Linked DNA regions of Homo sapiens: region 1 is linked to region 2. Evidence: chromatin loops called from intact Hi-C (ENCODE). Cell type or tissue: mammary epithelial cell. All regions are shown on one strand. Each heading gives the region's core, and the rest is flanking DNA. Links, peaks and the distances in the headings are about the cores only.

What was found. Peaks named below come from ENCODE experiments on the same cell type or tissue, not always from the same donor. Only the 100,000 strongest peaks of a DNase experiment are listed, where the experiment ranks them.
Region 1: it touches region 2 in a loop (10-fold over the local background); 2 of 110 quality-filtered maps call a loop at or near these places.

Annotation. Positions count from the first base shown.
Region 1 is chr22:40,752,726-40,768,603 of GRCh38, reverse strand. No RefSeq gene overlaps it. Among named protein-coding and RNA genes, the nearest start is that of MIR4766, 53 kb to the left of the region's middle. RefSeq lists a silencer at 3,507-3,606. In mammary epithelial cell, for the core only: a CTCF peak has its summit at 8,138 (motif pointing right); DNase peaks (open chromatin) are centred at 10,033 and 11,373; H3K27ac peaks cover 911 bases.
Region 2 is chr22:40,890,690-40,906,567 of GRCh38, reverse strand. All of the region lies in intron 4 of XPNPEP3 (X-prolyl aminopeptidase 3), which reads right to left. Among named protein-coding and RNA genes, the nearest start is that of DNAJB7, 37 kb to the right of the region's middle. In mammary epithelial cell, for the core only: a CTCF peak has its summit at 7,298; no DNase peak of the experiment used is centred there.

The DNA.
Region 1 (15,878 bases), core at 4,044-12,043, 140 kb after region 2:
TATTTCTACCCTTGTCTGTTGTACAGTTAAGTATGAAATGCAGAAATAGATCTAGCATAAGAACATATTCAATGGGAGTTAGAAATCTTGGGTTTTATTCCCAGCTCTGTTGCTGACTAGCATTTTACGCCATCTCTTTGTAATTTGCTGTTTGATAAGTGGAGATAATACTACCCACTTCAGAGGATGTTTGAGAGCTAATGATGTCAGCCAAATCCCTTTATGACTGTGGAATAGGGAAGATCTGAGTGAAACTTTAGACAGTACCTAGATGTATATAGCAATTTCCCTTTTGAAAGCTTATATACTTTCTCATTTTATAATCCTAATATTTCTGTGAAATAGGTAAGGACAAGTAACAATATCCCCATTTAATTGACAAGGAAATTGAGAGAAAACTCTCAAATGACTTGCCGCTTTGGAAGCAGGACTAGAGTTTTAGTTTCCTGCAATCTACTGTAATGATTAAGAGAATGGGTTCTGGAATTAGACCTAGGTGCAAACTTGCCCTACTCCTTACCAGCTGTGGTAACAAAGCAATTACTGAACTTTTATGAAACTTGATTTCCTCAATTATGAAATGGAGGTTTTTTTTTTTGAGATGGAGTTTCGCCCTTGTTGCCCAGGCTAGAGTGCAATGGCACAATCTCGGCTCACCGCAACCTCCGCCTCCCGGGTTCAAGCAATTCTCCTGCCTCAGTCTCCCGAGTAGCTGGGATTACAGGATGCGCCACCATGCCCAGCTAATTTTGTATTTTTAGTAGAGACAGGGTTTCCCTATGTTGGTCAAGCTGGTCTCAAACTCCCAACCTCAGGTGATCCGCCCACCTTGGCCTCCCAAAGTGCTGGGATTATAGGCGTGAGCCACCACGCCTGGCGAAACGGAGATCTTGATAAACCTACCTCATAGGGGGATTGTGAGGATTAAATGAGATCATACACGTAAGTCGCTTAGCCCGGTACTTGCCACATGAGAAGAGCTAGATAAATGTTAGCAACAACTATTATGATATCATTGTTACTGGTTAGGGATATGGCTATTTGAATAGATGTATCTGTGATTTAGTGGAAGGCACTCTGGATTTTGAGCCAGACCTGGTCCCAGTTTTCATTCTGTCACTTTATTAGCATTTGTGGCTACAGACAGATCACTTGACCTTTTTGAGCTTCCAGGTCTTCATCTGTCAAGTAGAAATGATGACCTCTCAATCTTCCCGTTTGTTTTAATTGTGAACGTTTCTTTTTTGGGAGCCTTCCTTTGTTGTATCTTCTCAAAAAAGGAGCCAAATCCAGTAATTTTATATTTTATTTAGTAGTCAAGTTTCCCAAACACTTATCAGTTAATCAGTAAAACATGAACTGGTTTAATGGCAACATCACTGATTGAGCTAGTGACTCACCTTGGCTCTTTTGAAAAGCTAAAGAATGGTGACTTGAGGAGCCAAATGCCACACACCTAAGGAGAGCCCTTCTCTGGGCAAGTGAATTAATTACTTGCCTGGCAGTGTGGAATGTCACCAGAATACCCAACATACACAAAGCCTCATTTGTAGGATATTCATGAGAATAGCACTAAAAGTGGCTGATTGAGGCCAGGCACCAGGGCTCACGCCTGTAATCCCAACACTTTGGGAGGCGAAGGCAGGAGGATCACTTGAGTCCAGGACTTCGAGACCAGCCTGGGCAACATAGTAAGACCCCGTCTCAATTACTTAAAAAAAAAAAAAAATCAGCTGGGCACCACGGCTCATGCCTGTTGTCCTAGCTTCTTGGGAGGCTGAGGTAAGAGGATCGCTTGAGCCCAGGAGGCGGAGGTTGCAGTGAACCATGGTCGCACCACAGCACTCCAGCCTGGGTGACAGAGCAAGAACCTATACCCCGCACCCCCCACCCACCACAAAAAAGTGGCTGATTGAGACCCTGATTGTTTTGTTTTGTTTTGCCTTCATAGGAGCAGTGGGAGGGCTTTTATTACTATATAAATTGAAGGTTAGTGCTGATCTTTCTGGGATATACTTGTTGCCCCTGAAAAGTGTATTCAGTGGGCTTAATGAGCAAGAAAAAAAGTTTTCTAGGGGCTAAGTGGAGAAGAAGGAAAGCTACTATTTAAAGACAGAGTGAAAAAGAAATTAGGAGTTGGTATGAGAGTCAAGGAAAGGGAGAGACCAGTGCCTACCACAACACTCAAAAGAGATGTTCAAAAAATGTGTGGCAAGTACATACTGGACAGTGAACTGTGGGACCCAGCAAATGGATTCAGTCTGTAATGACATTGAAAAGGAAGGAGAACTCTGTTTGAAACTAGTTACAGAGCATGAGAGTGGGTACTGAAACTTCTATACAAGAAATTGAATGCCCACTAAATGCTAGTCACAATTAATTTACATACATCTTTTGTTTTTTTCTTTGAGACAGAGTCTCGCTCTGTCACACAGGCTGGAGTGCAGTGGTGCGATCTCGGCTCACTGCAAGCTCCGCCTCCCGGGTTCAAGCCATTCTCCTGCCTCAGCCTTCTGAGTAGCTGGGACTACAGGTGCCCACCACCACGCCCGGCTAATTTATTTCTATTTTTAGTAGAGATGGGGCTTCACCATGTTAGCCAGTCTCGAACTCCTGGTCTCGAACATCATGGTCTCGAACTCCTGACTTCATGATTCGCCCGCCTCGGCCTCCCAAAGTGCTGGGATTACAGGCTTGAGCCACCGCGCCCGGCCTATGTACATCTTGATATCCTTGTAACAACTCCAGCGTATGGGGTTTATTCCCATTAACAGGTGAAGTAGTTGAAGCTTAAAGGGTAATTTATCTATAGTCACACACCTCATGAATAGGGGTAGGGATTCCTAGTTGAGGCTCTTTTTACCCTGCCATACTACATTCTTCAGATGTCCTTAAAAGTAAGCCATCTAGGCCGGGTGCAGTGGCTCACGCCTGTAATCCCAGCACTTTGGAAGGCCAAGGTGGGTAGATCACCTGAGGTCAGGAGTTCAAGACCAGCCCAACCAACATGGTGAAACCCTGTCTCTACTAAAAATAGAAAAATTAGCGGTGTGGTGGCAGGCGCCTGTAATCCCAGCTACTTGGGAGGCTGAGGCGGGAGGATAGCTTGAACCAAGGAGGCAGAGGCTGCAGTGAGCCGAGATCATGCCACTGCACTCCAGCATGGGTGACAGCAAGACTCCATCCCCCGCAAAAAAAAAGTAACCTTCATTTATTTCTTTAATTAGAAATGTATTTATTTATTTATCTTCATTTATTCTTTAATTGGAGTCACCAAAATGATCTACCCTAAGGGCACTATTGATGTAATTGTGTCACGTGCACCTCATTCTTGTTTTGCTGTGGTTTCTATAGAACCCATTGGCAAATTGGATGGCCAATCCAGCAGGTGGTTCCCTGTGTGGGTGTCATATGGAGGACCTTCTTAAATTGCAAATTCCTATTCTAAGAATAAGGTTATATTCATTTAAGAAATCATTTTTGATTATCTGCCATATCCAAACACTATGCAGATTGCTGGGATTATACAGATGAATAATAGTCTCTGCCCTCATGTATGTCATTGTTCAGCGTGGGAGTCAGACAAAAACAACTTAAAATTGTACCGCTGATGAGTTCTGATGAGAAATGTGCTGTAAATGTTCAGGAGTTGCTTTGAGAGCATGAGGAAGTGGGACCTAACTCTGTATTGAACTGTGGGGCCAGGCGGTGACATTTGAACTAGAAATACACCAAGCAGTGGGTGGAGGACCTCGACAGGAAATAAATAGCATATGCAAAGTAGGAAGAGGATGATACTTTATTATTTGTGCATTGGTTTGAATTAGATCCAGAAGCTTTCCAACCTGGACCTCTGGGTTGAACAAATATTGAAGCGGAGGAGAAGAAACAGCATCAGGTCACAGAGGGCCTTCAACAAGGGAGGAGGGGTGATTAGGACCCCCATTCTACTTAGCAGTTATGTCTACATGTAGACTTGGGAAAGAAGATAAGGTGCTTGTACTCTAAGAATTTAAAATGTAGGCCGGGTGTCATGGCTCATGCCTGTAACCCTAGCACGTTGGGATGCCAAGGCTGGTGGATCACGTGAGCCCAGGAGTTTGAGACCAGCCTGGCCAACATGGCAAAACTCTGCCTCTACAAAAAATACAAAAATTAGCCAGCCATGGTAGTGCACGCCTATAGTCCCAGCTACTTGCGAGGCTGAGGTGGGAGGAACATCTGAACCCAGGAGGCAGAGGTTGCAATGAGCCATGGTCGCACCACCGCACTCCAGCCTGGGCGACAGAACGAGACCCTGTCTCAAAAAAAAAGAAAACAAAAACAAAAAAACCGGCATGGTGGCTCACGCCTGTAATCCCAGCAATTTTGGAGGCCAAGGCTGGGGGATCACTTTAGGCCAGGAGTTTGAGACCAGCCTGGCCAACATGGAGAAACCCCATTTCTACTAAAAATACAAAAACTAGGCAGATTTGGTGGCAGGCACCTGTAATCCCAGCTACTCGGAAGGCTGAGGCAGGAGAATCACTGGAACCCAGGAGGCAGAGGCTGCAGTGAGATCATGCCACTGCACTCCAGCCTGGGTGACAGAGTGAGACTGTCTCAAAAAAAAACAAATTAAATCTAATTTTATTTCATTTATTTTTGTAGAGATAGGGTCTTACTATGTTGCCCAGGCTGGTCTCAAACTCCTGGACTGAAGCAATCCTCCCACTTTGGCCTCCCAAAGTGCTGGGAGTACAGACATGAGCCACCATGCCTGGCTAATTTTAAATGTACTTTAAAAATTAGACATAGGGCTAGGCGACAGAGTGAGACCCTGCCTCAAAAAAAAAAAAAAAATAATAATAATAATGAGACATAGCATTAATTGTTTCATTTTACCTTTATGAAGACTGACCAGGAAGAACAGTTTAGGCTTACTGTGAATTCTTGTTATTATCAAGGTCTGGACTTGGATTTATCTTGATTAATACAGAGATGTTTACTTGGAAACTAGTACAGAGACTAGATGAGGTTTTTTTTTCCCCTCCTAATTTTCATGTGTGTGTGTGTGGTAAAATACACATGGCATACCATCTTAATCTTTTTTTTTTTTTTTTTTGAGCCAGAGTTTCACTCTTGTTGCCCAGGCTGGAGTACAATGGCACGATCTCGGCTCACCGCAACCTCTGCCTCCTAGGTTCAAGCGATTCTCCTACCTCAGCCTCCCCAGTAGCTGGGATTACAAGCATGCGCCACCACACCCGGCTAATTTTGTATTTTTAGTGGAGACGAGGTTTCTCCATGTTGGTCAGGCTGGTCTTGAACTCCCATCCTCAGGTGACCCGCCCACCTCGGCCTCCCAAAGTGATGGGATTACGGGCGTGAGCCACCGCGCCCCGCCCCATCTTAACCATTTTTAAGTGTAGAGTTCAGAAGCATTTAATATATTTGTAATATTGTTCAACCAACAGCACCATTCATCCTAGAACGCTTCATCTTGTAAAACTGAAACTCTAAACCCATTAAACACTAATTCCCCACTCCCCACCTTCCCCTGTCCTCTGGCAGCCACCATTCTCGTTTCTGTCTCTATGATTTTGACTACCGTAAGTACCTCATCTAAGTGGAATCACACAGTAATTGTCTAACTGTGACTGGCTTATTTCACTCAGCATAATGTTCTTGAGGTTCACCTATGTTGTAGCATAGGTCAGAATTTCCTTCCTTTTTGAGGTCGAATAATATTCCATTGTATGTATATATCACATTTTGCTTCTCTATCGACATTTGGGTTGCTTCCACATTTTAGCTATTGTGAATAATGCTGCTGTGCACATGGGTATACAAATATCTCTTTGAAACCTTGCTTTTAATTCTTTTGGATACATACCCAGAAGTAAATTTGCTGGATCATATGGTAATTCTATCTTTAATTTTTTTTTTTATCTGAGACAGAGTCTTGCTCTGTCACCCAGGCTGGAGTGCAATGGCGCGATCTCAGCTCACTGCAGCCTCCACCTCCCTTGTTCCAGCAATTCTCCTGCCTCAGCCTCCCAAGTAGCTGGGATTACAGGTGCCCGCCACCACACCTGGCTAATTTTTGTATTTTTAGTAGAGACAAGGTTTCACCATGTTGGCCAGGCTGGTCTCAAACTCCTGACCTCAGGTGATCCACCCACCTCAGCCTCCCAAAGTGCTGGGATTACAGGCATGAGCCACTGTGCCCAGCTCTATTTTTAATTTTTTGAGGAATCACCGTACTCTTCCATGGCAGCTGCACCATTTTACGCTCCCACCAACAGTGCACAAGGGTTCCAATTTCTCCACATCCTCATCAACGCTTATTATTTTCTGCTTTTTTGATAGTAGCCATCGTAACGGGGTGTGCGGTGGTATCTCATTGTCGTTTTGATTTGCATTTCCCTAATGATTAGTGATAATGAGTATCTCTTCATTTGCTTATTGGCCATTTGTATATCTTCTTTGGGGAAATGTCTATCCAAGTCACTTGCCTACTCCCTAGTGAGCCAACTCAGAATTTAAAAAAAAAAAGTTATTTGCCTGTTTTTGAATCAAGTGTTTTTTTGTTGTTGAGTTTTAGGAATTCTCTATATATTCTAGATATTAATCTCTTATCAGACGTATGATTTGCAAATATTTTCTCCCATTCTGTGGGTTGCCTTTTTACTCTGTTGATAGTGTCTTTTGATGTACGCATTTTTAAATTTTCATGAAGTCCAACCTGTCTGTTTTTTGTTGTTTTTGCCTGCTACTTGGAAAGCTGAGGTGGGAGAATACTGCTTGAACCCAAGAGGTGGAGGTTGCAGTGAGCCGAGATCACGCCATTGCACTCCAGCCTGGGTGACAGTGAGACTCTATCTCAAAAAAAAAAAAAAAAAGAAACTAGTTGAGTTTTTGAGTTCTTTATTTTGCATTTGTTAGTGTATTAAAAATTATAAAAGATTGGGTGCAGTAGCTCATGCCTATAGTCCCAGCACTTTGGGAGGCCAAGGCAGAAGGACCGCCTGAGCCCAGGAGTTTGACCAGCCTAGGCAACATAGCAAGACCTCATCTCTAGAAAAAATTATCTGGGCATGGCGGTGCACACCTGCAATTCCAGCTACTCGGAAGGCTGAGATGGAAGGATTGCTTGAGCCCAGGAGCCAGGAGGTGGAAGCTGCAGTGAGCCATGATCATGTCACCACCCTCCAGCCTGGGTGACAAAGCAAGATACTGCCTCAAAAAAAAAAAATATATATATATATATATATAATATATATATAATATGTATATATAAATTATATACACACATTTATATATAAATGTATTAAATACATATATAAGGATAATATATAAATTATCCTTCACCTTAAGTCTTCACTGTTTTTAGATATATATTTTATATATATTTAATATATGTTATACATGTTAAATATATTTACATATGTTATATATAGTAAATATATATAACATATTTATATTTTAATTTTTTTATTATTATTTTTTTGAGACGGAGTCTCGCTTTGTTGCCCAGGCTGGAGTGCAGTGGCGCTATCTCGGCTCACTGCAAGCTCCGCCTCCTGGGTTCACGCCATTATCCTGCCTCAGCCTCCCGAGTAGCTGGGACTACAGGCACCCGCCACCACGCCTGGCTAATTTTGTGTATTTTTAGTAGAGAGGGGATTTCACCGTGTTAGCCAGGATGGTCTCAATCTCCTGACTTCGTGATCCGCCCGCCTCGGCCTCCCAAAGTGCCGGGATTACAGGTGTAAGCCACCGCGACCGGCCAAATCTCTTTTTTTTTTTTGTTTTTAGGAGACTGCGTCTTGCTTTATTTCCCCGGGCTGAGTACAGTGGCATGGTCATAGCTCACTGCAGCTTCAAACTCCTGGGCTCAAGTGACCCTCCTGCCTCAGTCTCCTGAGAGGCTGGGATTACAGGCTAAATTATTTTATTAACCCCTTGAACCATGGAGTTATGTTAGGCAAAGTGCATCTGTAGAAATGCTTTATTATTATGATGATAGTCATGGAAATCAAAAGGAAATTTTATGGATTATCTTTGTTGATGTTTTCATTCATAAATAAACTCCCATTTGATAGAAAATGGCTGCATTTGTTTTTAACTTTGCAGTTATAGATATGAAGAAAGCTTTAAACCACCAGAGGGCATTGCAGTCAGCTTCTTATTATAAATCATTATAAATCACTGCTGTCAGAGATGCCTAGTGAAATTTGTTCCCAATTAAACCAGAAAAAGAAGCATTTTTAGGCCGGGTGCTGTGGCTCACACCTGTAATCCCAGCACTTTGGGAGGCCAAGGCGGGCGGATCACGAGGAGTTCGAGACCAGCCTGACCAACATGGTGAAACCCCATCTCTACTAAAAATACAAAAATCAGCCAGGCGTGGGGGTTTGTGTCTGTAATCCCAGCTACTCAGGAGGCTGAGACAGGAGAATCGCTTGAACCTGGGAGGCAGAGGTTGCAGTGAGCCAAGATCACACCACTGCACTCCAGCCTGGGCAACAGAACAAGACTCCGTCTCAAAAAAAAAAAAAAAAAAAAAAGGAAGCATTTTTAGATCTCATAAACAATCTGAATAGGAGCTGTGGCTTGAACTTAGTGGAACACTACCTTGAAGCACCTTTTTATATGTATTAAAGCAAAGAGTGGAGTTGGTAGTACTTTGCTGAAATTGTATTGTTTTACTTTTTTCTTTCCCCAAGCGTATGCCCAAACTTTTAATTTGTCATCTATCATTTATCATCTTTTTTGGCCAAAGAATGAAGCCAAGTACCTCTCCATATCAACAGGTATTGAAGTGCGAGACACAAAAGTTACAGTTTTTGGCCAGTAGTATCCACCTCTTTATGGCCTTTATTGGAGCTAACAGAAACCTGCAAAATTAGGCAGCCGGGCACGGTGGCTCACACCTGTGATCCCAGCAATTTGGGAGACCAAGGCAGAGAGATCACTTAAGCTCAGCAGTTCGAGACAAGTCTAGGCAACATGGCAAGACCCTGCCTCTACAAAAAATACAGGCATGGTGGTGTGTGCCTGTGGTCCCAGCTAATTGTGGGGCCGAGGCAGGAGGATTGCTCAAGCCTCAGAGGCCAAGGCTGCAGTGAGCTGAGATTGCACCACTGCACACTCCAGCCTGGGCAACAAAGTGAGACCCTGTCTAAAAAAAAAAAAGAAAAGAAAGAAAAGAAACATACAAAATAGAATGATCCACAGTTTGTTAAAACTCCCTCGTTCCTGTTCACCATTGGTGGAAGTGCCAACAGGCAGAAAAATGATTAAAAGTCAGAGCAGGAGGTAAAAAGCATTTTGACAACCCATGAATTTAAAAATCAAATCCTCACTAAACAAGTGTTGTTAATGTAAACAGGTAAAACGTCTTTCCACATCATCTGTATTTTTTTTTCTTTTGAGACAGTTTCGCTCTTGTTGCTCAGCCTGGAGTGCAATGGCACGGTCTCAGATTACTGCAACGTCTGCCTCCCAGGTTCAAGCAATTCTCCTGCCTCAGCCTCCCAAGTAGTTGGGATTACAGGCACGCGCCGCCACGCCCAGCTAATTTTGTATTTTTTTTTTTAGTAGAGACGGCGGGGTTTCACCAGGTTGGTCAGACTCGTCTCGAACATGTGACCTCAAGTGATCCACCCGCCTTGGCCTCCCAAAGTGCTGGGGTTACAGGCATGAGCCACCACAATTGGCCCATATCATCTGAAATAAATGTGGTAACTATTGAGGCTTCCTGGTTATAGCTGACTAGAGCTCTCATTGGTCTATATTCCAGGAGCATTTGAGATATTAATTTATTTTACGAACACTTACTGAGTACATTTGTGCCAGTGACTGGCTAAAGCTGTAGCATACAGATATAAACACTGATTATTAATCTTTGTATATTTCTTTGTAGTTCATAAAACAATCTGGCATCCACCCTCTTATTTGGTGCTGCAGACCTCTGAGATGCAGTGGGCAGGTGATATCTCCATTTTATAGGTGTGGAGACAGGTTCCAAATTGTTAAATGACTCATTCATAGTCAAACAGCCAGTAACTGACAGAGCAGGACCAAACAGGTCTTCTAATTTCAAATGCCATCCTTTTTTCCACAACAGCATGCTGTCTTCCTAGAAGAGGTAAGCCTATTACTCTCGATACATATTATATGCCAAAGGACCCCAGGTTAAAAATATAGCCACTCGATGGTTGTGATTGTTTAGCTTAACAAGCAACTTAGCAAATAAGTTCAGAAGTTTGCCAGCACTATTTCTCTTTTCTCCAAAGATCAAAGGTAGATTCAGCATACAGTCAATGAAAGAAAATAAATTGGATTCTTTTTTAGTATTTGGTTGACCTTTACTAAGAATCTCTTTCCGCCGAGTGCGGTGGCTCACGCCTGTAATCCCAGCACTGGAGGTCAGGAGTTTGAAAACAATCTGGCCAACACGGTAAAACTCCATCTCTATTAAAAATACAAAAATTGGCCGGGTGTGGTGGCAGGTGCCTGTAGTCCCAGCTACTCAGAAGGCTGAGGCAGGAGAATCGCTTGAACTCAGGAGGCAGAGGTTGCAGTGAGTTGAAATCACGCCACTGCACTCCAGCCTGGGAGACAGAACAAGATGCCATCTCAAAAAAAAAAAAAAAGAATATCTTTCAAGGCTCAGTTCCTGCATCTTTTTCCTTGAGGTATGATTTATGCAGTAACACCCACGTTAAAAAGAGTAGGCCCATCATTTGAATTTCAAGTTTGGGTGAGGATGTCCGTAAGACAAAGGTCTCTGGAATGCTTTTTATTTTATTTTATTTTATTTTGGAGACAGAGTCTTGCTCTGTCACCCAGGCTGGAGTGCAGTGGCATGATTAAAGCTCATTGCAGCCTCAACCACGCAAGCGATTCACTCACCTCAGCCTCCCGAGTAGCTGGTACCACAGGCAAGTGTGACCCTGCCCAGCTAATTTTTTTTTTTTTTTTTGTAGGTGGGGTCTTACACTATATTGACTAGGCTGGGAGGTATGTATGTCTTTGTTAGTTTTTGGAACATAATACTCTGGGTGAAGCTCTGTCAAGCACCTTCAGCATTAAATTGTATTTATTTGTTTACTTACCTACCCGCTCAACCAAGTAGATTCAGAGCTCTGAATCCTCGTTAACATGGCTAAGTACCAGGCATTGCTATGAATATTCTGTAAATATTTGTCCATTGAGTTTATATTGAGGGGGGTGGGCTACAGTGTTGAGAAAGACATGGCTTCCCTAAGATTTAGTGCCTTAGAAATTTCACCATATTAAATACCATATGGTTGATGCACTCCTATCTTAGTCTGACTTGAATGAAGTGTGGGCGTGTCTAGGCAGAAGGAAGCTGAGAAATACATGCATGATCTCAGGAGCTTGTGAGTAGAAAAGGTACTGTGTAATAAAACAAGAATGCTAGCCTCAGTGGCTCACATCTGTAATCCCAGCACTTTGGGAGGCCAAGGCGGGTGGATCACATAAGGCTAGGAGTTCAAGACCAGCCTGGCCAACATGGTGAAACCCCATCTCTACTAAAAATACAAAAATCGCCAGGCGTGGTGGCATGCACCTGTAATCCCAGCTGCTTGGGAGGCTGAGGCACAAGAATCGCTTGAACCCGGGAGGTGGAGGTTTCAGTGAGCTGAGATCACACTACTGCACTCCAGCCTGGGAGACAGTGAGACTCTGTCTCATGAAAAAGGAAAACAAAACAAAACAAAACAGGAATGCTAGCCATGCTAGCCTGGGTAACATGGCAAGACTCCATCTCTACAAAAAATTAAAAAGAAAAATAGCCAGGCATGGTGGCATGTTTCAGCAGTCTGAGCTACTCTGGAGGCTGAGGTGGGAGGATCACTTGAACCTAGGAGTTTGAGGCTGCAGTGAGCTACGATCATGCCACTGCAGTCTGGCCTGGGTGACAGAGCGAGACCCTGTCCCTTAAAAAGACGTCAACAAATAATTTTTGAAGATCTGCCATGTGCCAGCCACTTTGCTAAGCAATAGGGATAAAATGTAAATGAGACAGACAAGATTCTTGTCTTATGGGATTTGCATTAGAATGGAAAGAGACAGACAATAAGCATATAAACCAGTAAAGTGATTTTAGACATACCTAAGAGCTATAAAGAACATAAACTAGGGAGAATTTTTTTTTTTCTTTTTGAGACGGAGTCTCGCTCTGTTGCCCAAGCTGGAGTGCAGTGGCACAATCTAGGCTCTCTGCAAACTCCGCCTCCTGGGTTCAAGCAATTCTTCTGCCTCAGCCTCCCGAGTAGCCAGGATTACAGGCGCCCAACACCATGCCTGGCTAATTTTTTGTATTTTTAGCAGAGACAGGGTTTCGCCATATTAGCCAGGCTGGTCTCAAACTCCTGACCTCAGGCAGTCCACCCACTGCAGCCTTCCAAAGTTCTGGGATTACATGCGTGAGCCACTGTGCCAGCCCCCAAGGCACAGTCTTAAGAGGTCCTAAGAACATGTGCCCAAGGTGGTTGGGTTACAGCTTGATTTTATATGTTTTAGGGAGACATAAGACATCAATCAATACATGTCAGCTGTACATTGGTTTAGCCCGGAAAGGTTGGGGAGGGGAGCTTACAGGTCCTAGGTGGATTCAAAGAGTTTCTGATTGGCAATTTGTTGAAAGAGTTATTATCTTAAGACTCAGAATCGGCCAGAAACAGTGGCTCACACCTGTAATCCCAGCATTTTGGGGGCCAAGAAGGGTGGATCACCTGAGGTCAGGAGTTTGAGACCAGCCTGCCAACATGGTGAAACCCTGTCTCTACTAAAAAAAAAAAAAAAAAAAAAAATTAGCTGGGTGTTGTAATGCATGCCTGTTGTAATCTCTGCTACTTGGGAGGCTGAGGCAGGAGAATTGCTTGAACCTTGGAGGCAGAGGTTGCAATGAGCTGAGATCCTGCCACTGCACTTCAGCCTGGGTGACAGCGACACTCTGCCTCAAAACAAAACAAAACAAAACACCTGGAATCAATAGAAAGGAGTATCTGGGTTTAGATAAGGGGTGGGTTGTGGAGACTAAAGTTCTTACTATATAGATGAAGTCTCACAGGTGGGTGCCCTTAGAGGCAATAGATGGCAAATGTTTCCTGTTTAGATCTCTAAAAGGTGCTAGATTCTGAACCAATCTCTTCAGGATCAGAAAAAGACCTGGAAAGGGGCCAGAATTCTCTAGAGAATGTAAATTTCCCCCACAAGAGACCACTTTGTAGGGTCATTTAGAAATGTCAAAGAAGGCCGGGCATGGTGGCTCATGCCTGTAATCCCAGCACTTTGGGAAGCCAAGGCAGGTGGATCATGAGGTCAGGAGATTTGGCTAACATGGTGAAACCCCATCTCTACTAAAAATACAAAAATTAGCCGGGTGTGGTGGTGGGCGCCTGTAGTCCCAGCTACTTGGGAGGCTGAGGCAGGAGAATGGCATGAACACAGGAGGCAGAGCTTTCAGTGAGCCGAGATCACGCCACTGCACTCCAGCCTGAGCAGCAGAGCGAGACTCCATCACTCTGTCTAAAAAAAAAAGAAATATGTCAAAGAAATATATTTTGGGGGTAAAATACTTTAATATTTTAGGGCCTGCTGGCTGTCATGTGATGCTATACTAGAATCAGGTTGGAATTTGGTATCTTATTGCTACAAAGAGTATGTTTTGTTGGCCTCAAGGTCCCTGTTTTAATGTTAATGCTGGGCAGCTGTGCCTGAATTCCAAGAGGAGAGTATAATGAGGCACGTTCAACACCTTTTTCCTATCATGGCCTGAAATGGTTTTTCAGGTTTACTTTGGAATCCCCTCGGCTGAGAGAAGGGGTCCATTCAGTTAATTGGGGGTCTTAGAATTCTATTTTTGGTTTGCATTAGTGTCACCCAACTAAGACAGTTTATATATTCTATTGCATTATATGTATGTAATTTCTTGTCTTGTTCCTGATCTTCGGGGAAAGCATCCTGTCTTTTGCCTTTGAGCATTAGCTATGGATTTTTCATAGAGTTCTTCCATTGTTTCTTTTTCCCTTTTTCTTTTTTTTTTAGAGACTGAGTCTTGCTTTGTCACCCAGGCTGGAGTGCAGTGACGCGATCTTGGCTCACTGCAGTCTCTGCCTCCTGGGTTCAAGTACCTCTCCTGCTTCAGCCTCCCAAGTAGCTGGGACGCGCCACCATGGCCAGCTAATTTTTGTATTTTTAGTAGAGACTGGGTTTCGCCATGTTGGCCAGGCTGGTCTCGAACTCCTGACCTCAGGTGATCTACCCACCTTGGCCTCCCAAAGTGCTGGGATTACAGGCGTGAGCCACCGTGCCCGGCTCCTGCATTGTTTCACTGCCTGCAAGCAGGCTCGGTAGGACTGAACTCCTACGCTGTACGCAGCACTGAATACGTGGCACTACATAAACAGATTGTTTTCCTAATCATAGTGGCAAGAGAGAAAAATTCCTAGGCAGATAGGGGCAGGTCCCTGGTGAAACCCAACCTTCAAGCCAAAGACAGCTTAAAGCCTGCAAACTGAGCTGCCAGTTCTGGGTAGAGTCCACAACCGGAGTGAGAACTTTCCTTGATGCCTTTTAGCCAATTGAATGGTGCTTTTTCCAGGCCTGCCCATAGACCAATCAGCATGTACGCCCCCATTCTGAGCCCATATAAACCGTGGACTCACCACACATTGGGCTACCCTCTTTCAGGCTCTCCTGTCACACAGGGCTACCCACTTCAGGTCCCCTCTCATTATCGAGAGCTTTTCTGTCACTCAATAACATTCTTCCCTGCCTTGCTCGCTCTCCAGTGTCTGCCTAACCTCATTCTTCTTGGTTGCAGGACAAGAACCTGGAACCCACCAAATGGTGGGTGCGCAAAGAGCTGTAACACTGTAGCTCTCCCTCCTGCTCGCCGAGCAAAGGGGGAGAAAAAGCCACTGTGCACCACATGCCCCCATTCACCAAGCTGCGGGCGACGGGACTGGAGGAGCTGTGACACAAATGAGCTGTAATACGCCCCCCATTCACCGTGCTGCAGGCAGCAGGAATGAGAGAGAGCTGCGTCATTTCTTGGGGACTCAAACCTTGGGACATCCCAGGCAAGAGCTATAACACCCCTTGGGGCTCCATGGTTGCTGGCATGTTCGTGTTTTCAGCCGCTACCGCGTTCCCCTCATCTAAAAGCTGGTGCCTAACATGAAAATGGTCCACAGCATGCCTGGCTCAGCTGCAGGCTGAGCACGGAATCCTTGCGCATGCACAGGATCTGGGTTGGTAGCCTGAGCTGAGCGCAGCCTGCCAGGGCGAGCTGGTGGAGTGAGCCCAGGAGTAAGCCCAGAGCCAAGCCAAGCCTGGACAGAGTTGCTGCCAGCCGTGGATGTTTCCAGGTGTCGAAGCGGCATCAAAATCATCCTGTGTCACTAACATCATTGCAATGCTACTTCTTTATGCACCAAAATGTTTTGACTTATTGCTTTGTTTTCTTTTAACCATTTTGTACAGAAATCATTCTCAAAAGCTAAACATCCTCGGTCACTTTCTTTTTTTTCTTTTTTCTTTTCTTTTTTTTTTTTTGAGATGGAGTTTCACTCTTGTTGCCCAGGCTGGAGTGCAATGGCGTGATCTCGGCTCACTGCAACCTCCGCCTCCTGGGTTCAAGCAATTCTCCTGCCTCAGCCTCCCGAGTACCTGGGATTAATGGCGCCCACCACTACGCCTGGCTAATTTTTTGTATTTTTAGTAAAGACGGGGTTTCACCACGTTGGCCAGGCTGGTCTCAAACTCCTGACCTCAGGTGATCCACCTACCTCGGCCTCCAAAGTGCTGGGATTACAGGCGTGAGCCACCGTACCCGGCCCATCCTTGGCCACTTT
Region 2 (15,878 bases), core at 2,963-10,962:
CCAATTGTGACAACAGGACACTACCAAAATGCTCCCTAGGGGACAACACTGCTCTCCCACTGAGAATCACTGACCTACAGTATAAGTAATTTTATTAATTCTCTGTGATAACCACACTATATGTGTGTGCATTTTTTTTTTTTTTTTGAGACAGAGTCTCACTCCATCCCACAGGCTGGAGTGCAGTGGAGTGATCAGAACTCACTGCAGCCTCAAACTCCTGGGCTCAAGTGATCCTCCCGCCTTAGCCTCCTAAGTAGCTGGGACTACAGATGCATGCCACCATGCCCAGCTAATTTTTAAATTTTTCATAATTTTTAATGTTTTCAGCCTCCCAGGGTGGCTCACACCTGTAACCCAGCACTTCAGGACGCTGAGATGAGAGGATCGCTTGAGCTCAGGAGCTCGAGACCAGCCTGGGCAACATAGTGAGACACTATCTCTCTAAAAACAAACAAACAAACAAACAAACAAACAGGCTGGGTGCGTTGGCTCAAGCCTGTAATCTCAGCACTTTGGGAGGCTGAGGTGGACAGATCATGAGGTCAAGAGTTTGAGTCCAGTCTATCCAACATAGGGAAACCCCATCTCTACTAAAAATACAAAAAATCAGCTGGGTATGGTGGTGTGCACCTGTAATCCCAGCTACTCAGGAGGCTGGGACAGGAGAATCACGTGAACTGGGAGGCAGAGGTTGCAGTGAGCCGAGATCGTGCCACTGCACTACAGCCTGGGCCACAGTGCGAGACTCTGTCTAAAAAAAAAAGAAAACATGAAAACATTTCATAGTATGAGGTTGAACGGCATTGCCAAAATGCCCAAAAGAGTAAAAGCAAGTGGTGCAATGGTGGGAATATTTACATGGTTTGCTCCCTTTCTTCATTCAAATCTTTCCTCAAATGTTTCCTCCTCATAGAGGCCCTTCCCGACTATCCCATCTAAATTAGCACCTTCCATCACATTTCATCCCCCTTCACTGCTTCACTTTTCTTCATAGCATTTAATTCCAGATGACTTCATGTCTTGTTTGCTTACTGTCTCTCCTCCACCAGAATGTAACTGTGAAGAGTGAGCATGGATAGTCTATTGTGCTCACTAATGTATCCTCAGAACCCAGAGCAGTGCCTGGCACACAGTTGGTGTTCAGTAAATATCTGCTGGATAATGAACAATTAAAATCAATTAAAGGGGCCGGGTGTGGTGGCTCATGCCTGTGATCCCAGCACTTCAGGCGGCCGAGGCGGTGGTTCACGAGGTGGAGAGATCAAGATCATCCTGGCTAACACAGTGAAACACGGTCTCTACTAAAAATACAAAAAAATTAGCTGGGCGTGGTGGTACGCGCCTGTGGTCCTAGTTACTCGGGAGGCTGAGGCAGGAGAATTGCTTGAACCTGGGAGATAGTGGTTGCAGTGAGCCGAGATTATGCCACTGCACTCCAGCCTGGGTGACAAGAGTGAGACTCTATCTCAAAAAAAAAATTAAAAAAAAAAAAATTAAATGGCTGAGTGTGGTGGCTCACGCCTGTAATCCCACTTTGGGAGGCTGAGGCAGGTAGATCACTTGTGGCCAGGAGTTCGAGACCAGCCTGGCCAACATGGTGAAATCCTGCTGTCTCCACTAAAAATACAAAAAATTTGCTGGGCATAGTGGTGGGCACCTGTAATCCCAGCTGCTCAGGAGGCTGAAGTAGAAGAATCACTTGTACCCGGAAGGTGGAGGTGGCAGTGAGCTGAGATCGTGCCACTGCACTCCAGCCTGGGTACCACGGCAAGACTCCATCTCAAAAAAAATAAAAAAATTAAAAAATCAATTAAAGGACACTTGCACACACAATCACAAATGTTGACAAATAACTTATTCAGCACTATATTTTTAGCATGAAACCTAAAACATATGGCAGTCCTAGTGGCTTCATTCACTCAAAAGAGGGATTTGTCTTTTTATTAATTTTGCTTTGAACCCTTATTGCCTGGCATAGATAATTGTTGTCATGGCTTAAAAAAATTTTTTTTTTAAGAGATGGGGTCTTGCTATGTTGCCCACACTGGAGGGCAGTGGCTATTCACAGGCACAATCATGGTGCACTACTGTCTTGAACTCCTGGGCTCAAGCGATCCTTCTGCTTCAGCCTCCTGAGTAGCTGGGACTGTAGGTGCACACCATTGTGCCAGGACAGTCATGACTCTTTCAAACTGTTATGCAGACTCAACAGGATACAAAAGTTCCTCCTCCTTCCTAGGTGATCAAATGCCTAATCTTGCTTTACTTCTTTTTGTAAGGAATGTGCCTCCTATGAGTCAATTTCTTTACAGAGCATTCCAGGTACACATGATATGCAGTTCAAATGCTACCTATCCTTACTATATGCTTGATGTCCTTCCAGTAAAGATCAAGAGTTAGACTTTATGATTGGCACTTCTTAGGACTGTCTTGTCACAACATAGCCCATACTCCCAATAAAGACTTAACACTCTTACTTCACTAAGTGCTACCTGAATGTTTGTATTTTGACTGTTAAAAAATGTAAAATGGGCTTTCTTTGCATTTCACCCTGCATCTCATAATCAGAACACATTACAAATGAACACTGTAAAGCTAATGGAGAAGGGAGAGTAGAGAGAAAAAGCATTTCACAAACCATTTCATGAAACTTGTGTGTGTGTGTGTGTGTGTGTGTGTGTGTGTGTGTGACAGAGAGAGAGATGGGGGGAGGGATCCCTTAACATTGTCCCATGGATCTTTTCTTAGCTTCCTTATTTTAAAAATCAATGATTTGAGACTGGGCACAGTGGCTCACACCTGTAATCCCAGCACTTTGGGAAGCTGAGGCAGGTAGATAACGAGGTGAGGAGTTCAAGACCTGCTTGGCCAAAATGGTGAAAACCTGTCTCTACTAAAAATACAAAAATTAGCCGGGCATGGTGGCGGGCACCTGTAATTCCAGCTACTTGGGAGGCTGAGGCAGAGAATTGCTTGAACCCGGGAGGCGGAGGTTGCAGTGAGCCTAGATCGCACCACTGCACTCCAGCCTGGGCGACAGAGTAAGATTCCATCTTAAAAAAAAAAAAAAATCAATGACTTGAAGGAAGACACAGATGTACGTCCATCACACTTGTTTAAGTATTAAGTAGTCTTTGCTGGTCTGGCTGGGGCTAGCAGTGAACACTGTACTTGAAGGATATTAACAAACTAGACAGCACACAGAAGAGGGTTACCAAAATGAGGGGAAATATAACATATGAGGAATGGTTAAGGAAAACAGAACGTTTAACTTTGGAAGACTAAAGGTAGAATATAGAGAAGCAGGCCTGAAATGTTTGTGTGCTATTATGCTGTGAGGCTTAATTCCAGCAGGTCTGAAATTAGCCTGAGCTGTTCTGCTAAAGTTCCTGTATGACACTGATTTGGGCCACGGCCTGAAGCATACTGATAAACAGTGTTGCAGGGAGTTTCAGAGCAGTTTGTATCAGCTTGTCAGTACTGGTAACAGATCAATGCTTTGTACTGGGTCTCCATGAGCTCGTCAGAGGGCTTTACCATTATGTAGCAGGGATATGCCTATGTGACCAAAATAAAAAATCCTAAGTGAGATTCCATTTTAGGCTCTTGGGTTCTGAGGTGTTCTGGGCATTCATCACTGGTTCCTGGTCTGTGAGAGAACCACCAAGCCCTTACGTAGGGAGAAAAACAGAGGAGTCTGCACCTGGCTTCTCCAGACTCCTTGCTGTGAGACAGCCACAGGCTGTGATACATATCTTTAACTTTAATGCAGTTGCTATATGAAACCTTTTTCCTGTAATGACTGTGTATTTGCAAGCACTATCTCTAGGTCTTCTTTAACAATTGAACTCTATTTAACTGCCACTTAGAAGTAGGAGTGTTGCCCAGGCCTGGTGGCTCACGCCTGTAATCCCAACACTTTGGGAGGCCGAGGCAGGCGGATCACGAGGTCAGGAGTTTGAAACCAGCCTGACCAACATGGTGAAACCCCGTCTCTGCTAAAAATACAAAAATTGGCTGGGTGTGGTGGCTCATGCCTGTAATCCCAGCACTTTGGGAGGCCGAGGTGGGCGGATCACGAGGTCAGGAGATCGAGACCATCCTGGCTAACATGGTGAAACCCCATCTCTACTAAAAATACAAAAAAATTAGCTGGGCGTGTGGCAGGCGCCTGTAGTCCCAGCTACTTGGGAGGCTGAGGCAGGAGAATGGCGTGAACCCGGGAGGTGGAGCTTGCAGTAAGCCAAGATCGCGCCACTGCACTCCAGCCTCGGCGACAGAGCGAGACTCCACCTCAAAAAAAAAAAAAAAAAAAAAATTAGCCAGGCATGGTGGCAGGCGCCTGTAATACCAGCTACTTGGGAGGCTGAGGCAGGAGGCAGGAGAATCGCTTGAACCTGGGAGGCGGAGGTTGCAGTGAGCCGAGATCACGCCACCACACTCCAGCCTGGGCGACAGAGCGAGACTCCATCTCAAAAAAAAAAAAAAAAAAAGAAGGAAAAGTAAGGAATGTTTAGAAGACACCTAATTCATTCTTGATTTTTTACTGAGATAAAATTCACATCATATAAATTAACCAACAAAATGAACAACCCAGTGACATTTAGTACATTCACAATGTTTTGCAACCACCACCTCTCTCTAGTTCCCAAACATTTTCATCACCAGAAAAGAAAATCCCTTACCCATTAAGCAGTTAATTCCCATTCTCCTCTCACCCTATTCCCTGATATCCTCTAATCTGCTTTTTGTCTCTACGGGTTTACCTATTCCGCATATTTCATATAAATGGAGTCATATAGCCGGGCGCAGTGGCTCACGCCTGTAGTCCCAGCACTTTGGTGGGTGGATTGCTTGAGTCCAGCAGTTCGAAACCAGCCTTGGCAACATGGTGAAACCCAGTCTTCACAAAAAATACAAAAATTAGCCAGGCGTGGTAGCGCAAGTAGCTCCGCCTCTCAAGTAGCTGGGCCTACAGGCATGAGCCACTGTCCCTGGCCTGTTGTTGAACTGTAAGAGTTCTTTAAATAGGCCCGGCGTGGTGGCTCACGCCTGTAATTCCAGCACTTTGGGAGGCTGAGGCGGGTGGATCACCTGAGTTCGGGAGTTAGAGACCAGCCTGACCAACATGGAGAAACCCCATCTCTACTAAATATACAAAAATTAGCCGGGCGTGGTGGTGCATGCCTGTATTCCCAGCTACTTGGGAGGCTGAGGCAAGAGAATTGCTTGAACCTGGGAGGTGGAGGTTGCGGTGAGCAGAGATTGGGCCATTGCACTCCAGCCTGGGTGAGAGAAGAGTGAAACTCCATCTCAAAAAAAAAAAAAGTTCTTTAAATATTCTAGATACTAGAACCTTATCAGATATATGATTTGCAAATATTTTCTCTCATTCCGTTTTTTCACTTTCTTGATAGTGTCCTTTTAAACAATTTTTTAAAGTTTTTTATTTTAAATTCTTTTTTTTTAATAAAAAGAGAGGAGGTCTCACTATGTTGCCCAGGCTGCTCTTGAACTCCTGAGTTCAACTGATCTTCCTTGCCTTGGCCTCCCAAAATGCAAGGATTACAGGTATGAGCCACCACACCCATTCCCTTTGTTTTTTATTATTTTTTAAGATCATTATTGTTTTGAGACAGGGTCTCACTCTGTTACCCAAGCTGAAGTGCAGTGCTGTGATCTTGGCTCACTGAAGCCTCTGCCACCCAGGCTCTGGTGATCCTCCCACCTCAGCCTCGTGAGTAGCTGAAATTACAGGAACATGCCACCACACCCAGCTAACTTATTTTTGTATTTTTCATAGAGATGGGGTTTTGCCATGTTGCCCAGGCTGGTCTCAAATTCCTGGGCTCAAAAGATCCATCCACCTTGGCCTCTCAAAGTGTTGGGATTACAGGCATGAGCCACTGCACTTAGCCTTTTAATTTATTCTTAAATTAAGTTTAATTATTTTTTTTTTGAGACAGAGTCTTGCTCTGTTGCCCAGGCTGGAATGCAGTGGTGCGATCTCGGTTCATGACAACCTCCACCTACCAGGTTCAAGCAATTCTCCTGCCTCAGCCTCCCCAGTAGCTGGGATTACAGGCACCCGCCACCATGCCTGGCTAATTTTTTGTATTTTTAATAGAGACGGGGTTTCACTATGTTGGCCAGGCTGGTCTTGAACTCCTGACTTCAGGTGATCCACCGGCCTCAGCCTCCCAAAGTACTGGGATTATAGGCGTGGGTCACCGTACCCGGCCTTTTTTTTTTTTTTTCCTAAGGCTGTTTCTCAGTGTGAGAAAAGTACCCTTTGATGTAGAGAAGTTTTAAACATTGATAAATTCTAATTTATCTACTTTTTCTTTTGTTGCCTGTGCTTTCGGTATCATCTTTAAGAATCCTTTGGCAAATCTAAGGTCATGAAGATTCACCCTTATGTTTTTTCCTAATAGTTTTATAATTTGAGCTCTTAAGTTTAGGTCACTGATCCATTTTATTTATGTATTTATTTAATTTGTGAGATAGAGTCTTGCTCTGTTGCCCAGGCTGGAATGCAGTGGTGTAATCTTGGCTCACTGCAATCTCCGCCTCCTAGGTTCAAGTGATTCTCCTATCACCACAGTGCAGCCTGGGAACAAAGGGAGACTGCCTCCCGAGTATTCGGGATTACAGGCATATGCCACCACACCTGGCTAATTAAGTTAATTTTTAGATAAGGTGTGAAGTAGGGGTACAACTTCATTCCTTTTTTTTTTTTTTTTTTTTGAGATAGAGTCTCGCTCTGTCACCAGGCTGGAGTGCAGTAGCGTGATCTCCGCTCACTGCAACCTCCACCTCCCAGGTTCAAGCAATTCTCCTGTCTCAGCCTCCCAAGTAGCTGGGATTACAGGCGCCCACCACCACATCCAGCTAATTTTTGTATTTTTAGTAGAGATGAGGTATCACCATGTTGGCCAGGATGGTCTTATCTCTTGACCTCGTGATCCACCTACCTTGGCCTCCCAAAATGCTGGGATTACAGGTGTGAGCCACTGTGCCCGGGCACAACTTCATTCTTTTGCATATGGATATCCATCTGTCCCAGCAGAACTGACTCATTTTTAAAAAAATTCATCCTTGGTTTGATATGGCACATGCTTTGAAATCATGGAATGTGGAAATGATAGACCCTGAACTTCACGAGCTAGCAAAATGGATTGGGAGGGAATTCTGAATCGCTGGTAGGTCTGCTAAATATTCAATAGTTTGGTTAGTGCCTTCAGTGCTGGCTGAAAGTAAGCTCAGAATCTCTTTTAGATGAGCTTCTTTTTGATCAACAGATGGAGCTCTAACCCAAAGAAACTGGGCTACTATCATTTTTTTGATGAGTCAGCTGAGACCAACCACAGCTAAAATAATTCGAGTGGCAAGTTGACAGCGATGGGTAAAAAACCATGGACATAAGGGGCTATTCAGTGAAGAAAATGAGCCATTTTCTAGACTATTACATGCAATACCCTGAGGAACTCTTTAAAAATGGTTCCTGAGAATTTTAGATCAAAGAACAGTATCTCTCATTTTGAATATTGCTGAGTGAGAAAGGTTTGCAGGGAAACCCCTAGTTTATTAAAATGGATGAAGGGAGGGGCCTATCATATGTATCTAGATATGGGCAACTGTCCTGCCCCTCCCTCATCACATAGTCAGTGCCTCCTGAAGCTACAGAAATGCTGTGGATGCAGACAGTACGGTTCTGGTTGTATGAGGACATAAATGAACTCCATTATGGGATACCCCTCACCCAGGTTATGAATGATACTGTGATAAAAGGCATCCACCAGCATGAACTTCATATGTGACTTTGCTGTTAGATCTCAGGAAGATGTAAAAAGGCAGTTTAAGATCTTTTATCCCAACTTCCTGGATAATAAAAAGATAGTAAGTTTAGGACTTTATAAAAGAAATAAAATCAAGAAAGAAATGGGGCATGAAAAAGAATAAGGTTAGACCCTTAGTTTATACCATATATAAATATTAACTCAAAATGGGTCGGCCGGGCGCGGTGGCTCACGCCTGTAATCCCAGCACTTTGGGAGGCCGAGGCGGGTGGATCATGAGGTCAGGAGATCAAGACCATCCTGGCTAACAAGGTGAAACCCCGTCTCTACTAAAAATACAAAAAATTAGCCGGGCGCGGTGGCGGGCGCCTGTAGTCCCAGCTACTCGGGAGGCTGAGGCAGGAGAATGGCGTGAACCCGGGAAGCGGAGCTTGCAGTGAGCCGAGATTGCGCCACTGCAGTCCGCAGTCCGACCTGGGCGACAGAGCGAGACTCCGTCTCAAAAAAAAAAAAAAAAAAAAAAAAAAAAAAAAAAAAAAATGGGTCAAAGACCTAAACATAAAACATAAAACTCTTAGAAGAAAACATAGGGGAATACCTTTATGACACTGGATTTGGTAATATTTTCTTGGATATGACACCAAAAGCACAGTTAACAACAACAAAAAAACTGGACTTTATAAAAATTAAAACATTTTGAGCATTAAAGGACGCTATGAATAGTAAAAAGCCAACCCTCATAATGGGAGAATATTTGCAAACCATATACCGGATTAAGAGTTAATATCAAAAACATATAAGGAATTCCCACAACTCAACAACAAAAAAATCCAGCCCAATTTAAAAAATGGGCAAAGGAACTGAACAGGTATTTCTCCAAATAAGATATACAAATAACCAATAAACACATGAAAATATGCTGAACATCACTAGCTGTTAATGAAATGCAAATAAAAACTATGAGATGTCATTTCACACTCATTAAGATGGCTAGTACTCAAAAGGCAGAAAATAACAAGTATCGATTGGCAAGAATGTAGAAAAACTGGAACCCTTGTGCATTGCTGGTAGAAATGTGAAATGGTCCATTTGCTGTGGAAAACTATATGGTGGTTTCTCAAAAAATTAAATGTATAATCAGGAGGCTGAGGTGGGAAGATCACATGAGCCCAGGAGTTCGAGGCTGCAGGGAGCTAAGATGGTGCTGCTGCACTCCAGCCTGGGAACAAATGGAGACTCTGTCTCAAAAAAAGAAAAAAAAAAACAACACAGACTCACCACAGATCTAACAATTCTACTTCTGGGTATATACCCCAAAGAACTGAAAGCAGGGACCTGAATAATTATTTGTAAACCCAGGTACATAGCAGCATTAGTCACCATAGCCCAAAAGATGGAAACAACCCAAGTGTCCAATGACAGATGAAAAGATGAAGGAGGCCGGGCACGGTGGATTACGCCTGTTATCCCAGCACTTTGGGAGGCCGAGGTGGGCAGATCACGAGGTCAGGAGATCGAGACCATCCTGGCTAACACAGTGAAACCCCATCTCTACTAAAAATACAAAAAAATTAGCCGGGCGTGATGGCGGGTGCCTGTAGTCCCAGCTACTCAGGAGGCTGAGGCAGGAGAATGGCGTGAACCCGGCGGAGCCTGCAGTGAGCCGAGATTGCGCCACTGCACTCCAGCCTGGGCAACAGCGAAACTCCGTCTCAAAAAAAAAAAAAAAAAAAAAAGATGAAGGAAACATTGTCTATACATACAATGGAATACCATTCAGCCATAGAGGAATGTCATTCTGAAAAATGCTACAACATGAACTTTGAAAACATTTTACTAAGTGAAGTAAGCCAGTTACAAAAAGACAAATACTGTATGATTCTACTTATATGAAGTAATTAGAATAGGCAGAGTCACAGAAAAAGTAAAAGTTACCAGGGGCTGGGAGGAGGGAAGAATGGGAAGTTATTATTTATTGAGTACAATTTCTATTTGGGATGATAAAAAAGTCTGAAAAAAGATAGTAGTAATAGTCACACACAGTGTGAATATACCTAATGTCATTGAATTTCTATTTTAGCCATTTTTAAGACATACACTTAAAAATGGCTAAAATGGTAAATTTTTTTTTTTTTGCAGAGTCTCTCTCGGTTGCCTAGTCTGGAGTGCAATAGCATGATCTCGGCTCACTGCAACCTCCACCTCCCAAGTTGCTGGGATTACAGGCATGTGTCCCACGCCCGGCTAATTTTCTATATTTTTAGTAGAGACGGGGTTTCGCCTTGTTGCCCAGGCTGGTCTCAAACTCCTGGCCTCAAGTGATTCGCCTGCCTCAGCCTCCCAGAGTGCTGGGATTGCAGGCATGCGCCACCGTGCTAGGCCTAAAATGATAAAATTTTATATGCATCTCACCACGATTAAATAAAAAACACACAGAGGCCAGGCATGGTGGCTCTTGCCTGTAATCCCAGCACTTTGGGAGGCCGAGGTGGGCAGAGTGCTCGAGCTCAGGAGCTCACACGGCCAACATGGTGAAACCCTGTTTCTCCAAAAATAATGATACAAAAATTGACAGAGGGCCAACCCTGATAGAATTTTACAGGAAGGTTTGGGATCCACAACTGCCTGTCATTAAACTCCTCAGACTATAAAAATCCCAAGGCAGATATGTTTATTATCTGAGTTTAAAGGAATTTTAGAAAGAGAAAGGTTCCAATGAGTCTCTAACATTAGATGTCAAAATGCTGTGTTTTAATATCAGCATGGTAAGAGATGAAGAACGTTGATATATAGGCCAGGATCTCATAATCCCAACTCCTGGCAGGGAACACAAGACCTTTCACAAATGTGTGAGTAAAATGGCCTGGAGGTGGAAAAGAAACTCTTTTACATCTACTGGATGGAGTAAGACAGTGTACGATACTGTCTGGGCCTCTTAATGAAGAACTTAAGAATGACAGAATTAACTCATGGGATGTGGGGATGCTGCTGTGAAAGGGATAAAAAGTCTGGTTAGAAGTCTGTGTAGCTCAGTTGGTCAAGCATCAGATTTTTAATGTGAGAGTCCAGGGTTCAAGTCTATAATTCAATTTTTTTTAAAAGTTATAAATTTTTTAATTTAAAAAAGTCTGGGCCGGGTGCGGTGGCTCATGCCTGTAATCCCAGTACTTTGGGAGGCTGAGGTGGGTGGATCACCTGAGGTCAGCAGTTCAAGATTAGCCTGGGCAACATGGTGAAACCCTGTCTCTACTAAAAATACAAAAATAAGCCGGGCGTGCTGGTGGGCGTCTGTAATCCCAGCTACTTGGGAGGCTGAGGCAGAGAATCACTTGAACCCGGGAAGCAGAGGTTGCAGTGAGCCGAGATCGCGCCATTGCACTCCAGCCTGGGCGACAGATCAAAACTCTGCCTCAAAAAAAAAAAGAAAAGAAAAGCACTAATCTCTATTAAAAAGAAAAAAAGAAATGCATTTCAATAAGATGGACAATGTCCAAAGAAGTTCTGTCATAAAATGGAAATGAACTATATGCAGCATGCTACCAGGGGATCTATGTGAAAGAATCATCAGATTCATGAGCAAGTAGTCTTTTCCTCCTAGGATCCCTCCTTTCAATTATTTGCCCATGGATGCCAGGCAATTGGACTGGTTCACAGATGACTGTTCTAGAACTGAGGGCAATTCTGTATGAAAAGTAGATGTTCAGAGTCCAGCAGAAAGTAAAATCCTATGGAAAAAGTTAAGAACGAGTTGGTCAACAGGGCTGAATTATAGGCTATAATCATAGTCCTGATAGAAGAACTGGACACAAAAGCCCTATTATTTGGGTAAATATTGATTCTTGGGCTGTCACTAATGGACTTGCAATTGGTCTAACAAGTGGGTCACAAATAACTGGACAATAGAAGGGCCCTCCATGTGAGGAGCTGCTCTTTGGAAATCTCTATGAAAATTCTAAGGGAAAAATCAAAGTAGGGCATGCTGATCCCAAAGAAACTCTATGCCAGAATTTTAAGGTGATTGGAACCAACAGTTGATGGCCTAACTTGATCTCTTGAAATGGCAACCAAGTCTATGAAATGGGTGGAGGAACTCAAGCCAGCCAGTGACGCACTGAACAATGACATATACCAGTGGGCTCCATTGAAGCTTAAACTATTAATAAAAATTGTCCTGGCTGCCAACAGTATAGTGTCATTTTCTGTATTTATCCAATTTATCTCCCTATGATTAGACTAGCTCAATAGCTGACCGAGGAAGTTTCCTTCAGCGGGAAAGGTTTGCATTCAAATTAATATAAAGGCATTTGCTTGACTGCAGTAACCACTGTATTATGCATACGTATATCAAAATATGTTGTACACTTTATACATAAATAAAAAAATTTAAAAAATGATTAAGAAAGGCAAGGTTGTTGCTAAGGGGAAAGAAGTCAATAAATGAGTGGTACAGAAGCTCAACAGATGCTTCTGGAGTCTCAAGAGATGCTTAAAGCAAGAGAATAATATTCTCTCTTTGCTTTAACTCAGATACCCCTTGGAGTAAAGAACTTATGAAATCCCCTTTCTTAAGAAACGGAGTCTTGCTGTGTTGCCTGTGAGTGCAGTGGCTACTCACAGAAATGATCATAGCAGCACCTGTATCATAGTCTACTATAGCTTCTAACTCCTGGCCTCAAGCGATCCTCCTGCCCTCAGCCTCCTGGGTAGTTGGGACTACTGGCATCATCACCATGTCTGGCGTTCTCCTCCTCTTTTGAAGAGCCAAAAAGAGAGCTAGGCAATAGCCAGTCTAACAAGCACACTTCCAGGAGTGACATATGTCCTCAAAATGGATGAAGAAATGGGACAGCTGCTGGGTGCAGTGGCTTACACCTGTAATCCCAGAACTTTGGGAGGCCGAGGTGGGCAGATCACCTGAGGTTGGGAGTTCTAGATCAGCCTGACCAATATGGAGAAACCTCGTCTCTACTAAAAATACAAAATTAGCCAGGCGTAGTGGCACATGCCTGTAATCCCAGCTATCTGGGAGGCAGAGGCAGGAGAATCACCTGAACCTGGGAGGTGGAGGTTGTGGTGAGCTGAGATCATGCCATTGCACTCCAGCCAGGGCAACAAGAGTGAAACTCCATCTCAAAACACAAAAAACAAAAAAGAAAAAGAAATGTGACAGCTATCCATGACTATGTGGAATAATACAAATAAGGCTATATCTTGATTCCTGTTTCACAGGATGCATCTTTTTTTTTTTTTTTTTTTTTTTGAGATAGAGTTTCACTCTTATTGCCCAGGCTGGAGTGCAATGGCGCTATCTCGGCTGACTGCAACCTCCACCTCCTGGGTTCAAAGATTCTCCTGCCTCAGCCTCCCGAGTAGCTGGGATTACAGGTATGTGCCACCATGCCCGGCTAATTTTGTATTTTAGTAGAGACTGGGTTTCTCCGTATTAGTCAGGCTGGTTTCAAACTCCCAACCTCAGGTGATCCGCCTGCCTCGGCCTCCCAAAGTGCTGGGATTACAGGCATAAGCGCCCGGCCAGATGTATCTATTAAAAAGGATCTGTGTTGGGAAAGCAACCTGTTTTGCATATTAATTATATTATGATATAATATTATAATATATAAATATATAATATACAATATATAATATATATTTATATATATTTATATATAAACTAAATATATAATATAAATAATATTTCAAATTTAGCCAGTTAAATTTGAAAATCAATGGATAATAATCTAACACATAAAACCATTAAGATAACGGTTTTACAAAGGTTACCAGAATATGATGACAGAATGCTGTCTCATGCCATGTTCCATCTGTTATAATATGTGTAAAAAGAGCTATTTGCATTGTTATTGTGGGTAAATAGGCATAAGGAGGTGGAGAGAAAATTGGGACACTTGGCTCAGTGACAAAAATAAATAACAAGGTATAACTTGGTGGGCCCTATATTCCTGAGAATTCAAAATTCAATGTGGATGATTCTGGAAAGTACATTGAAATGAGTCTATTTAGGTGTGACTACCACTCATATGACGTAAGCCTGGGGGACTCAATATTTTGGGGTCCCAAATTTATTTTCTAGTTGTAGTAAAGCAGTTGTACAAATGAAACAGTTGTACAAATAGTTGTACTAACATTTAATGGCGACAACATGTCATGTTCCCACACTCAAAATAAGAGAGCCTTAGTGGAATTAGGAGCCAGGCTAGGAGCAACTGGCCAGGTGGATTTGTTTTTAATGAGGAAAGACATACTGATGAAATAGATTTGCCAGCCAGGCGTGGTGGCTCACACCTGTAATCCCAGCACTTTGGGAGGCCGAGGCGGGCAGATCACCAGGTCAAGAGATTGAGACCATCCTGGCCAACATGGTGAAACCCCGTCTCTACTAAAAATACAAAAACGTTAGCTGGGCCTGGTAGTGCACGCCTGTAGTCCCAGCTATTTGGGAGGCTGAGGCAGAAGAATCCCTTGAACCTGGGAGGCGGAGGTTGCAGTGAGCCGAGACTGTGCCACTGCTCTCCAGCCTGGTGACACAGCGATTCCGTCTCAAAAAGAAAAAAAAAAGAAAAGAAATACATTTGCCAATGCCAAGAGTGTGCCTTGAAGGCATCCTATTTCAGGAATAAGAACAAAAGTGGCAAGCTGTTTGAAATGATAGACAGTGCTATCAAAATGGGTCTTAACAATTTACAGCATGCACTATGACAGCATGCCCAAAGCAACCCAACAAAAGGAATAAGCTTGCATGTTAACACAAGCTGCATTACAGATATCTTAATTTAAATGGAGTCCAAGGTATCCCAAGCACGACTGCCAGTGATTCCCACAGCAGAAACCCACGTTGTGCATGCATGGGAGACTCATGGAACCTCTGGTCTATGGAAATTCTAACTAAAGGATGCAACCTGTTGAGGTGCTTTTTAACAGCTCCAACAATGCAACTGAGTGCCAAGCATTCTTTTCCTGTAGTGCAGTTTGTGGATCCTGGACAAACTTTAAACAGGACTAGTGTTTTCTGTGGTAGATAAATGAGTTCTGTTGCAGGATCCTTCTCATTGAGAATGAACATCTGTCAAACCTTGTAACCTTTTTTTTTTTTTTGAGATGGAGTCTCACTCTGTCACCCAGGCTGGAGTGCAGTGGTGCGATCTCTGCTCACTGCAACCTCTGCCTCCCAGGTTCGAGCGATTCCCCTGCCTCAGCCTCCCAAGTAGCTGGGACTACAGGCGCCCGCCACCACGCCCAGCTAATTTTTGTATTTTTAGTAGAGACGGGGTTTCACCATATAGGCCAGGCTGGTCTCGAACTCCTGACCTTGTGATCCGCCCGCCTCGGCTTCCCAAAGTGCTGGGATTACAGGTGTGAGCCACCACGCCCAGCTAAACCATGTAACTTTTTGAGGAAGGGTCTCTGTCACCCATGCCAGAGTGCAGTGGCATGATCGTGGCTTACTGAAGCCTTGACTTCCTGGGCTCAAGTGATCTTCCCATGTCAGCCTCCCAAGTAGCTGGGACTACAGGCATGTGCCACCACATGCAGCTAATTAAAAACTTTTTTTTTTTTTTTTTTTTTTTGTAGAAATGGGGTCTTACTATGAGGCCTAGGTTGGTTTCAAACTCCTGGGCTCAAGTGATCCACCCGTCTTGGGCTCCCGAAGTGCTGGGATTACAGGTATGAGTCACCACATCTGGCCAAATCATGTAACTTTTTGAGAAGGAAATCTGGCTGTTTTCAAGATGTTTTGAATTTTGAAAGAGCAGAGATATGACCTCTGATTTAGACTCCTATGAGAAATAATATACAGTATATGAGAAGAGGTAAATTGCATAGGGAGGGACAAAATAATTACACCACGATTTTGTCTTCTATTTCTTTATTTCTTTATTGAGACAGGGTCTCACTCTGTCACCCAGACTGGAGTGCAGTGGTGCAATCTCAGCTCACTGCAGCCTCGACCTCCCTGGGCTCATGTGATCCTCCCATTTTGGCCTCCTGAGTAGCTGGGACTACAGGTGCGTACCACCATGCCCAGCTAATTTTTTTATATTTTGCAGAGACAGGGTT